Linked DNA regions of Mus musculus: region 2 is linked to region 1. The links are chromatin loops, found by intact Hi-C in ENCODE. Cell type or tissue: heart. All regions are shown on one strand.

Region 1 (5,000 bases):
AGAAGATTCCACTGTAAAGAGAGGCCAAAGCTAGACTGCTGCCCTCCAACCAGATGTGGTGAGCCCACAAACTCTGGGCAACTAAAAGCTCTCAGCCAGGGAGGCTGCACTAAGCTTAAGACACGGCAGTCTCAACCCTGTGCCATGCTTTGCACGGCTCTGCACAAACTCCCCCTTCACCTCTCTGATCTGATCCTTCTACCCACTGAGCAAGTCAGGACCCTGCTTTGTAAATGTGGGCACTGCCCAGAAAGGACAGCAGCAGAGTGGGGGCTCCCAGAGAAGTGGTGAGATGCTCTACCCACTGCTGCTATGCTGCCCACATTTATTACGAGTCTACTCGGTCAGCACTGGCTCCTTACCCTCAGAACCTCCCATTTTCGAAGACAACAACCCTTGAAGCCTTTCTGAGGGTTTCGCCCCGCCTCGTCACATTTTATCTGTGATACTGAAACAAGATTTCCTGACTCTCTCTTGTGTTTATTGTGCTCAGGATATGTTTCCTACTGCCCTGAGAATTATTCCCTTGAGGAACATTCAGCTCCTTTGGAAACCCATGACACTAAAACCCCCTTTCCTGAGTGCCTTCCTTCAGGGGCATAACAAAGCTGGCCACCACTGATAAGCCTTGGACTGACTGCATAGAGAAGTAGCATGGCCAGGAGGCAGGCAGTCTGCCTCCTAAACTGTGTGACGGCCCCCTCCAGCCACACCCCTTCACCTCTGTTTCTCCATCCATAGAGCACGGATGATACACCAAGCCTCATAGGTTAACTTCTCAGATTTGAAGCAATATATGCACGGCACATGAGGCACAAGGGATGACAGGCTGACCTCACTCACAAAACAGGAGCTCACACAACTATTATCCTTTTTCATGCATCGTCAACTTGGGGTTAGAGAAAGTGTTGTAGATTTTACTCTTGTCCTGAAGACGGCCTCCTGCCGGGAATAATTACCACCATGGAGGAGGAGGAGGAGGAGGATTGTAGGGGCTGCTTGGACATCAGAGATGTTAAAGATGTCTGCAGTCTCAGAGCTAATGGTGTCTCACGCAACTCACTTCTCTCTCCCAACCCCCCAACTAAGCGTTTTTTCTGAGACCAGTTACTAAGCCTCACTGAGGTTCATTTCCTCAGCTGCACTAGAGAGATAACCTTTCCAGCAACCCTGAGGGCACAGGACATCACAGCCAGTGTTGTCCCTATTTATTCCCTGGGTGTGGCGAAGCACCTGTGTGCGGGGTCCTGGTGGGAGCCTTGCCAGTCTGGGATGCTGCTTCCCTCTTTCAGACCAAGCCTCTGTTTGTTCAGGTACTGCCCCTGTTTTACCACAGAGTAAAGCCCACCCTACCTCTGGGTCCGGAAACGTGCCCCCCACCCCCACTTCTCCACTCCGTGAACAAGAAGTGTAATCCCTTTCCACAAGGAATGACTGCTCCGTGACTGACTCAGAAAGACTTAAACCCAGCCTAGAGTAGAAGATAGGAAGAGTGTGTGATGTTCTTCCAGAAGCTTCCAAGTCCCGAGAGACTGCCAGCATCTATCTGTAGCCTTCAGGCCTGAAGTGCAAGCCTGACAGGTGTGGAAACGCTGCAGCCCTCAATGCTAATGATAGCAAGGCAAGCAGGACCGGGGGACTTGCTGCCCTCACTCAGGCATCACAATGGTCAACTCTAAAGCCCACCCTATGTCTCAAGTCAGGATGTCACAAGTCACAGTACAGGCCACAAGAAACGCCTCCCGTTTAAGAAATAATTAGTTTCCCAGTTGCCACCGGCCGTTTTAGCTTAGGTTTTGTTACCTCAAGCTGAAAATATCCAGATACAGGCTGCACAGCCTAGGGAACATATTAAAAATGCAGGCTTTTACATCCGAATAGGGAAGAATACACATAAGCACCACAAAGGGTCTTTCTGCTCCCCAAAGTTTAAGAATAACTGATCTCACAGGCCATGGTGACTCCAGAGCGGTGCCGGGCACACAGTCTGCATTTAAAACATCAACTCAGAACAGACTTCCCAGAGAGAGAGACCATCCTGCCTCCCTACTTCCTGAGAAAAGCTACCGTGGGAAGGAAAGATGAGGGAAATCTGGGCTCTGAAGCAAATCTCACCTCTTCCTCCCAGAGGCTGCTTCTACACACTTAGGAAACCAGCTGCTAACATCTGGCCAAAAGCCTTTCCCGTGACAACCCAACACCGCTGCTGCTCCTGAGCCACCACAGCTGGGGACCCAGAACTCCCTGCCATGCTAACCACTGTCCACTTGGCGAGGAAGGGCTCAAGGCTACACAACTGGTCGTCACCATTCTCCCTGCGGCCTTTTTAACTGTAGTAAAAGGTCAATTTCCGGGACTCGGTATCTCTTATCCTGGACCGATCAGCCCTGTGGCACCAGGAAGCTACAAAGGAAGCTGAAGTTATTAGATGAAAGGAAGAGTCACTGAGCCACCAGACAGAAGAGCCCAAAGGGTCATGATTCCAGGGTAGGGGAGGGCTTATGGCTCCCTTTTCTGCAGCACTGTCAGGGAGCGTGTTTTCTCAGGATGGCAGAGCTAACGTGTAGAGGGAAGGACAGAAACTCCTTAGGTTGATAGAGACAGACTAAAGGGAGGGGAAGGCAGTAACTTAGAGGATTCCAGCTGATCACACAGGTCATGACGGCTAAGAGCAGTGCAGAACACCTCACCTCTGCCTGGCAATGTTAATGCATTTGATTTTAGGTTCACTTAACTAATGTGGGCTCATTTTCACCCTGTTCAAGAAATGCCTGAATAGCTACTAAATGCTAAACACCACACCAGGGACTGTAGTGACAGGGCAGGGGCCAGAGCTGGAGAGGACATAAAGATCACAGATCTAACAGCCCAGATAAGGCAAATGTAATAGAAACCAAAGAGCAAGCGCCATCTTCAGAATTCTCCCCATTCCTCCCAAGCTCCACAGAGGCCAGGCACCCTCTGCACCCTGGGTCTAAGGTTAACACTCTTCTAACTCTCTGAGCAAAGTTCACATCATCTTCCTAAGTATATATCTAACAAAGATCTTGACACTAGGAAGGGCTCGCTGAACACTGACTGGTATAATGTTGGACATTGGACAGATGGATAGAGGCAAGGATAAGTGGATCACTAGAGATACCAAGGAAGTGTGGTCAGTGAGTCAGGAAAGCCTTGCTGAAGAGCTGAGGCACCTGAGCTAGACCTTAAGGCAGTGGTTCTCAACCCGTGGGCTGCGGCCCCTTTGTAGCTACATATCAAGATATTTACATTACGATTCATAACAATAGCAAAATTACAGTCATGAAGTAGCAATGAAATAATTTTATGGTTGGAAGTCACCACAGCATGAGGAACTGTATTAAAGGGTTACAACACTGGGAAGACAGAACCACAGCCTTAAGGGTTCCAACCAGAACAGGCAAAGTCCATTCCCTCCAACGTGCCAAACACAAAGTTTCTGTCTAACAGTTACTTCCAATATAAAAGTCTACTCCTGAGCTCACTTGTCTTAAAATGAGATGTCTTCACTTCCTACAGCCTTTTGCTTCTTCCCCAAATAGTAACTAATTAGTAAACTGAGGGAAGGACAACGGCTTTGCTGAGACAGTGTAGCAAAATGAGGACACTCCCACTTGCCTGGACATAGTTTCCAGGACACAGTTAAGTGATACAAGCAACCATTCTCCCTTTCCCCTTTATCCATGAACCTGCCTTCAGATATCTTGGAAGAATACGCAAGAAACTATCTGTTGAGTGACATAATTACTGAGGAAGAGAATGCCCCTTGACCATATGCTGGGACAAAAATGAACACTGGAAATGCACTGGGAAAACTGGACTACGCGCTCACTCTGCCTAGCTGAGCCTAAGGAGGAGAGCAGACACGGAAGAGAAGTAGCTACAGCTACCTGCGTATTTTTCATAGTGTTCTGACTTCTAAACTCTGCATAGCAAACATTTCAAAAGGTTAAACATCTTCTTCCCAACTTTCTCCAGACCAAAAGGTTCCTTTGGGAGCACCGCTGAATGTCACCCCAAAGAGCTCCCCTAGACAGAGCACCAAATCACCCAACACTCATCGCACCACGTCTTTGCAGGGCCCACAAAACGGCCCGAGTGAGGAGAGCTAGCTGTGCATGGCCTAAAAAGGCTGGGAGTCCATGGGGGCTGCTAGGCTGGAAGGACGGAGGGGAATAGCCACAGTGTGACACAGACACAGAGCAGCCCAGGTTTTACACAATCACGACAACAGAGCGAGACTGATTCAGGGCTGACTCGAGCTCTTTATATTGTCTCTACTTAAAAAGGAAATGTATTGACTACGGTCCTCCTCACACATTTATCTCTCCTGACATCAAGCACATTCATAACCTATTTTAAATTCCAGAGGACAATGGCGGGTTTAAGAAAGTGAATAGCTAAGGGATGTGCCAGGCCCTTGGAGAGGCTGGGCAGACGCTTCTCTGGCTCTTAATTGTTCAGGAAATGGGCACATTGTAGTATTTCTTTTTCTTATCAATCATAACTTCCAGTTAGAAGACTGCTTGTCGGGAGAGCTGCCTGGACCCGTTTTAGGGACTGCGTGGTGTCATTTCAATAACTACTCCCTGGGTATCTCTGCAGCTCCTGAGGTCAGGCCTGAACTGCCAGCCTAGAGGGTGTCTCATCACCTGCCTCCAGACTCCATGGTACTAGGGACACTCTCCTTCCTAAGCCTACTCAACTGTGTCCCACTGTGAAACCCTCACAGACTCTGTTTCACGATGCCTCTGGACTGCTGAGCCATAAAATTTACCACCCACACAGGCATATTTGAAACTGGCAGGGGCGCTGTTAGTAATTACACTGGGAGCATGGCAAAACCACTCCCAGAAAGCAAGAAGGTGATCTCGGCCATCCTCTCATAGGACAGATCCAGTCGCTGTTGCGGATCCTGAAATCCAGCTCACACCTTCTGACTCCATCCACCTTTCTGTCTTTCACAACCTGACCATATC
Region 2 (5,000 bases), 97 kb before region 1:
GCAGGTTAAGCTTGCCTGACTTAGCTTTTCTCTTTGGTAATCTCTCTTCCCCGCATACCCTCCGGCGGCCTTGTAAAGAAAATATTTTGCCTTCCTTCTTGCCCGCATCTTTCCTAGAGAAGGGAATGGCAAACTTCAGAGGGTCAGGAATCAAGTGTGGACTTAGATATGGAACCAAGAAGTCCTGTACCTGCAGAGGTGCTGAAGATGGCTCAAGTCTTTCCCTAGGCCTAGGAACAGAGAAGACCTCCCCAGAGTGCAGTATCACCTGTAAGGAGCTTATGTTCAAACCCTAGCCTGGCATCATTCGCGAGAGAGCATCTGCCGTGGTACCCATTATAGGTAGCTGGTGCAGACTATCAGGAGATGCAAGTATTTCTCCTTTGTATGCTACATAATTCTACTATGTCACAACACTCACTTCCCGCTTTACCGGAAGTGGCAAGTCCAATTTCCCTTACACTCTGATTCCAAGAAGGTGCTAAGCTTCCCAGTTTCAAGAGAAAAGACAACCCCATTTCCTGTAGCCATTTTCAAATGTGGTCCCCCTGGGCCGGCTTCACATCGTGACCTAAGAACTTGTCAGAAATACAAAAGCCAAGAGCCTACCTCAGACTGACAAGTAGGCATCACAGGTCTGACATTCTGGGCTGGGCCCATCATGCTTGTCTACTTTGGATGCCTGTGATACAGTGGGGATAAGAGCCCTAGAGAGTGGTTAGAGACTGAACCACCCCAAGCTAGCTACCTGTGGAACCACAAGGCAGCATTTCTCTATGGCAGAATACACAGGCAGAAGAATGCTCTCTGGAAAGGTCAAAATAACCCAATCCCAATCTTAATCTAAACGGTACCTCACAGCTTATCCCATGCCAGCAGGCCTGTTAGAACCTGCATCTCTTCCTTGCTTATAATAATCCCATGTAGCAAGTATCATCAATCCCATGAGAGCCTTAGGGTTGAGAGAAGAAATCAACTGTCCCAGACTGTCCAGACTTCAGGTGGGGAAGACAGGATATAAACAAAGGTCTACCAGAATCCAGGGTCCCAGGCTGAAGTCCCAACAACCATGTGATAAGCACTCTGGTTTCCCAGTCCACAGGGTCAGGGTGGACAGAGGCTCTGTGCATGGGTTCCATGGGTTTGACCTGGCCCTTGCTCACCACCGATCTTAGAAGTGCTCTTGTGATCCTCCCTGCCCCTGCAGCCTGGTCCCTACCCCACACCTGTGGCCCCTGGTTTCCACACCCCTTCTGGCAGCTATGCTCTGTAGTCTCCTGTACTTCTGTCTCTGGCTCCTTCAGCCAGCCCTACCTGGCCAAGTCAGAGCTAGCCTCAGAAGTGGATGGAACCTTAGGGGCATCTAATCACCATCCTATCCCACCTGTTTGCAGATGCTGAGCTGCCTACATCCACACAACACAGTGTTCACAGTACTGGCCACCTAACAGGGCTCTCTGCTCAGTCAAAGCAGAGGTCACTAGGCTGGGCCTTCACCCAAAGCATGTGACTGTCTCGCCCAGATCAGGGCTTGACCTACCAGTCATCACAGAAGGGACCAGTCATCATAGTCACCATCCTGGGACCCCTGGAGAAGAAGGCTGATGAATTCACAACACCTCGCCCCACCCGTCCAGAACCATAAGGACGTCCACCCTCCCAGACTCCAGGACAACACACCTGACTTGCTTTCATGCTTCGGAGATTCCTGGGGGCTCACAGGGCTGCTGCTTGGGGTTCCCCTGTAGGAAGACGAGGCCCGAAGAGTCACTGTTCCTTTCCCAGTGCAGATTTTGGTAGGGTCCATGTCTGAAAAGGAAAGATCCAAACGGGAGGGTGTGAGCCAAGACTTCTGAGGGAGCAGGATAGTCCAGTCCGTGAGCAGATGGTTATAGCGGAGGACTGAGACGAACCTGGTTACATCTAAGCCTACTCTTCAAACATCTACGACCAATGAGAATTAATCGGTACAGCGGTACACCAGCATTGTGAAATTAGGGAAAAGAGGCAAGGTAAGCTCTGAGGAAATGCATGAGTTACAATGTCAGCTGAAAACATTTACCAGTGGAAGGAAGCTGGCTCATTCCTTCTACGAAATGAACTTTGGGTTGCTAAGCAGACTACTGGCCAGTTAGTAAGGCATGGTTCACAGGAGAGTTTGTGAAAGGGCTCTCAAGCTTGCTGATCCCCTTCTCACCAAAAAAAAAAAAAAAAAAAGCAAGCTGGCAATGTGGCACCTCGGGGATGCTCTCATTGGTGAATACCCCTGAACTACGGGACAGAGGGAGGTGCTGTTCACAGATGGGAGCTTTCACACTCAGGCATAATGAGAAAACAGGAAGGTGGCCAGACAGGCTTGGTCACACTCAACAGTGTCTTCTGAACCTCTCTATAGTCTATAGACTCCTCACTGTCCACAGGCAGAGGCAAGGTCCATACCAGCCTGGACATCTTTAGGAAGACCCGCAAAGCAGTCTCCTGAATCCAGGGCTACATGTCCCCAGTCCCTCTGCAAATGCCTTAAACCACAGATGATACTCAGCCTATGGGAGCAATCTTTCCTATACAAACAGACGTGCTTTTGATAAAGTTTAATGTATGAGTTGGGCACAGTAATAAGACTGGCAACAGTGACTCTGATAAAATGGTAGCGTTATAACATTGTTATACGTTATTTCATTATATAAAAGTGATTTCAATAAAAAGTGTGTTGTTTGTTTCCAGTTAACATTTTTCACTTAATATTTAATAACTTCATTTCATATTTCTGACTGTGGTTCACTGTAACTAACTGACTCTGTGGCTAACAGAGGCCTGCTGTCTTTAGCAGGCTGAGTGTCCCTCCTTCAGGAAAGTCAGTAACGAGGCAGGGAAGGAGAACAGACCACGCTACTTCTCAGAGCACAGAGCCAAGTGTTTCTATGCAGCTAAGTCAAGTCAACTCCACACTTACTTCCTACATCCCCACACCTGCCAAACTGCTCAGAGTCCAGCTTCCTGATCTAAAATTACCACAATGAGGATGAGAGGGCGAGGCTGGAGCTTACAGCGTGTCTTTGGGTGGGACTCAACACCCTGCCCATGTCTGTTTGGGGGTGGGGTGGGGGGAAGTAATGAGAAAGCAAGTTTCCTTTCCCCCTGCTCTTTATTCCTGCCCCCAACACCCCCTCTTCCATGGGGAGGAAACCACAAAACTCACAGCACATCCCAGACCACATGGCAACCCCAGGGAGCGCCTAGCCCCATCAAGAGAGTAAGTGACTGGTGTTATAAAACTATTAGGAAAGCCAAACCTTGGTCATAGGAACATCAGGCAAACTGGCAAATCTACAGCCCAGCTGTACGATCCTGGACGCATAGCCAGATCTGTCCAACTTCTGAGCTCCACCCATCCCACTCTGACTACACAGAACTTTGAATCAGAAATGTACACCCCCCCCCCCACCTCTTGGAGAGGAGAGGCAGGAAGGAACTGCAGGCGAAGCCAGAGAGGGGCTGGAGTGCTCTGGGAAATGGCCCTGAGTATCACACGGGGAGTCACCATCCAACATCTACAGGAGCTGCTTCACATTCAGCCTGACTCAGAGGTTTGAGGCCAGGCTAACTCTCCCGGAAACACAGTTTTCACAGAAGTATTGGGAGTTGCAAACTTCTCAGGAGAGAGCCCCACTACAAAGAAGGTTCAGCCTCTACAGTAAGCCTTCTAAAGCAAGGAAGACAAGGCTGCAGCCTCAGGCTCTTCCCTTACTCCTCCCTGGCTTACACACTTGCAGACAGACCACACACACGCACACGCACACGCACACTCGCGCGCGCGCGCACACACGCACACACAGAGGAAACAACTTAGGGAGAGGAAATGCCTTCTACACATGCGAGGATTAGGGCTCACAGTATGGTGTTAGGAGCAAAGAAGGAAAGAAACCATGCATGATCGGACAATTAAAAGAAACAGCCCCAAAGAGAGATACCTGGAGGGAGTACTAGGCCTGAAGGGCTTTTCACTGTCTTCACGGGAATTATTTTAACAGCAGATATAGAGCGAGCACGGAAAGGGTCGGCTGTTGGAAACACAAGAGGGTAAACGGTGCATCCAGAAACAACATTTGGGAGCCGCTCAGGCAAGTCGAGGAACTGTGTGGGGACAATAGGAGGAAACTGCCTACGCCACAAGAACAATGAAGAGAGCCGTGGATGCAGTCCTTAAAAATAGCCTGCTTTCTCTCTCTGGGGTTCTGGGCCAAGATGGCTGAAGCTTTCTGAGGCCATCACTCAGATGGAGTTGATCCATGGGTATTGGCAGCCCCTGGCACAGGGAGCTTGCCAGGGCTGGACAGAGATGTACAGAGACACAGATGGCCTGGCAAGTAGAGGAAGGGGGATACAATCAGAGTACGAGGTGTCCCTTAGGAACAGTGGGTCATCTGCTGTACAACCGGGAATTTGAGGACGGGGCCATGGCTGTAGGTTGAGTGCAGCTAAAAGGGGGAATGCCCTTGTAGACTGCCTGGTCCTTCAGGCCTCAAAGCTGCTTCTTTCAAAGCATACCTTTTAGGGTCCTGTACCTGCTCTGACCCCCATCTGCTGGGAAACAGATGGTGCTGCTTAATCCCACTCTTTGCTAGAAAAGAGGTGCCAAGTGGATGAGGAAGGCTCTGGACAGCACCCCAGTACACAGCGCTGGATGCCGAGACCCCATTTCTTGCCTGCCTAGACCACCCATCTCAATGACAGGCACATCACCAAACCTCCCTTGCAGATGCAGCATGGTGCCAGAGTAACCCCAATGGACTGTGCCCAGGGGTCTCAGAGTCACAGAAAACAGAATGACACGGGGTAGGTCTGCTTGGAAATAAGAGACTATTGACTCAGCACCACGTGACTGGGATTGCCAAGTGGGCAGGAAGGAATGGAAGGAAAGTGGACAGCGCCCATTCTGTCCATCCTGCTGCTGCTTCGGAAGGCACACAGCACGCACACAGTCTATGTTTACAATAACT

The links. A loop is a pair of places that touch in the nucleus more often than their neighbours do. Peaks named below come from ENCODE experiments on the same cell type or tissue, not always from the same donor. Only the 100,000 strongest peaks of a DNase experiment are listed, where the experiment ranks them.
Region 2: it touches region 1 in a loop (2.0-fold over the local background); 2 of 42 quality-filtered maps call a loop at or near these places.

The regions. Positions count from the first base shown.
Region 1 is chr19:40,488,663-40,493,662 of GRCm38, forward strand. The region is part of intron 1 of Sorbs1 (sorbin and SH3 domain containing 1); the gene reads right to left. Among named protein-coding and RNA genes, the nearest start is that of Sorbs1, 23 kb to the right of the region's middle. In heart, a CTCF peak has its summit at 2,259; DNase peaks (open chromatin) are centred at 599, 1,199 and 2,329; H3K27ac peaks cover 4,356 bases.
Region 2 is chr19:40,391,708-40,396,707 of GRCm38, forward strand. Sorbs1 (sorbin and SH3 domain containing 1) reads right to left here. Exons shown (of 29, transcript NM_178362.1): 5 at 1,681-1,809. Among named protein-coding and RNA genes, the nearest start is that of A930028N01Rik, 97 kb to the left of the region's middle. In heart, no CTCF peak of the experiment used is centred here; DNase peaks (open chromatin) are centred at 1,364, 3,094, 4,294 and 4,854; H3K27ac peaks cover 1,924 bases.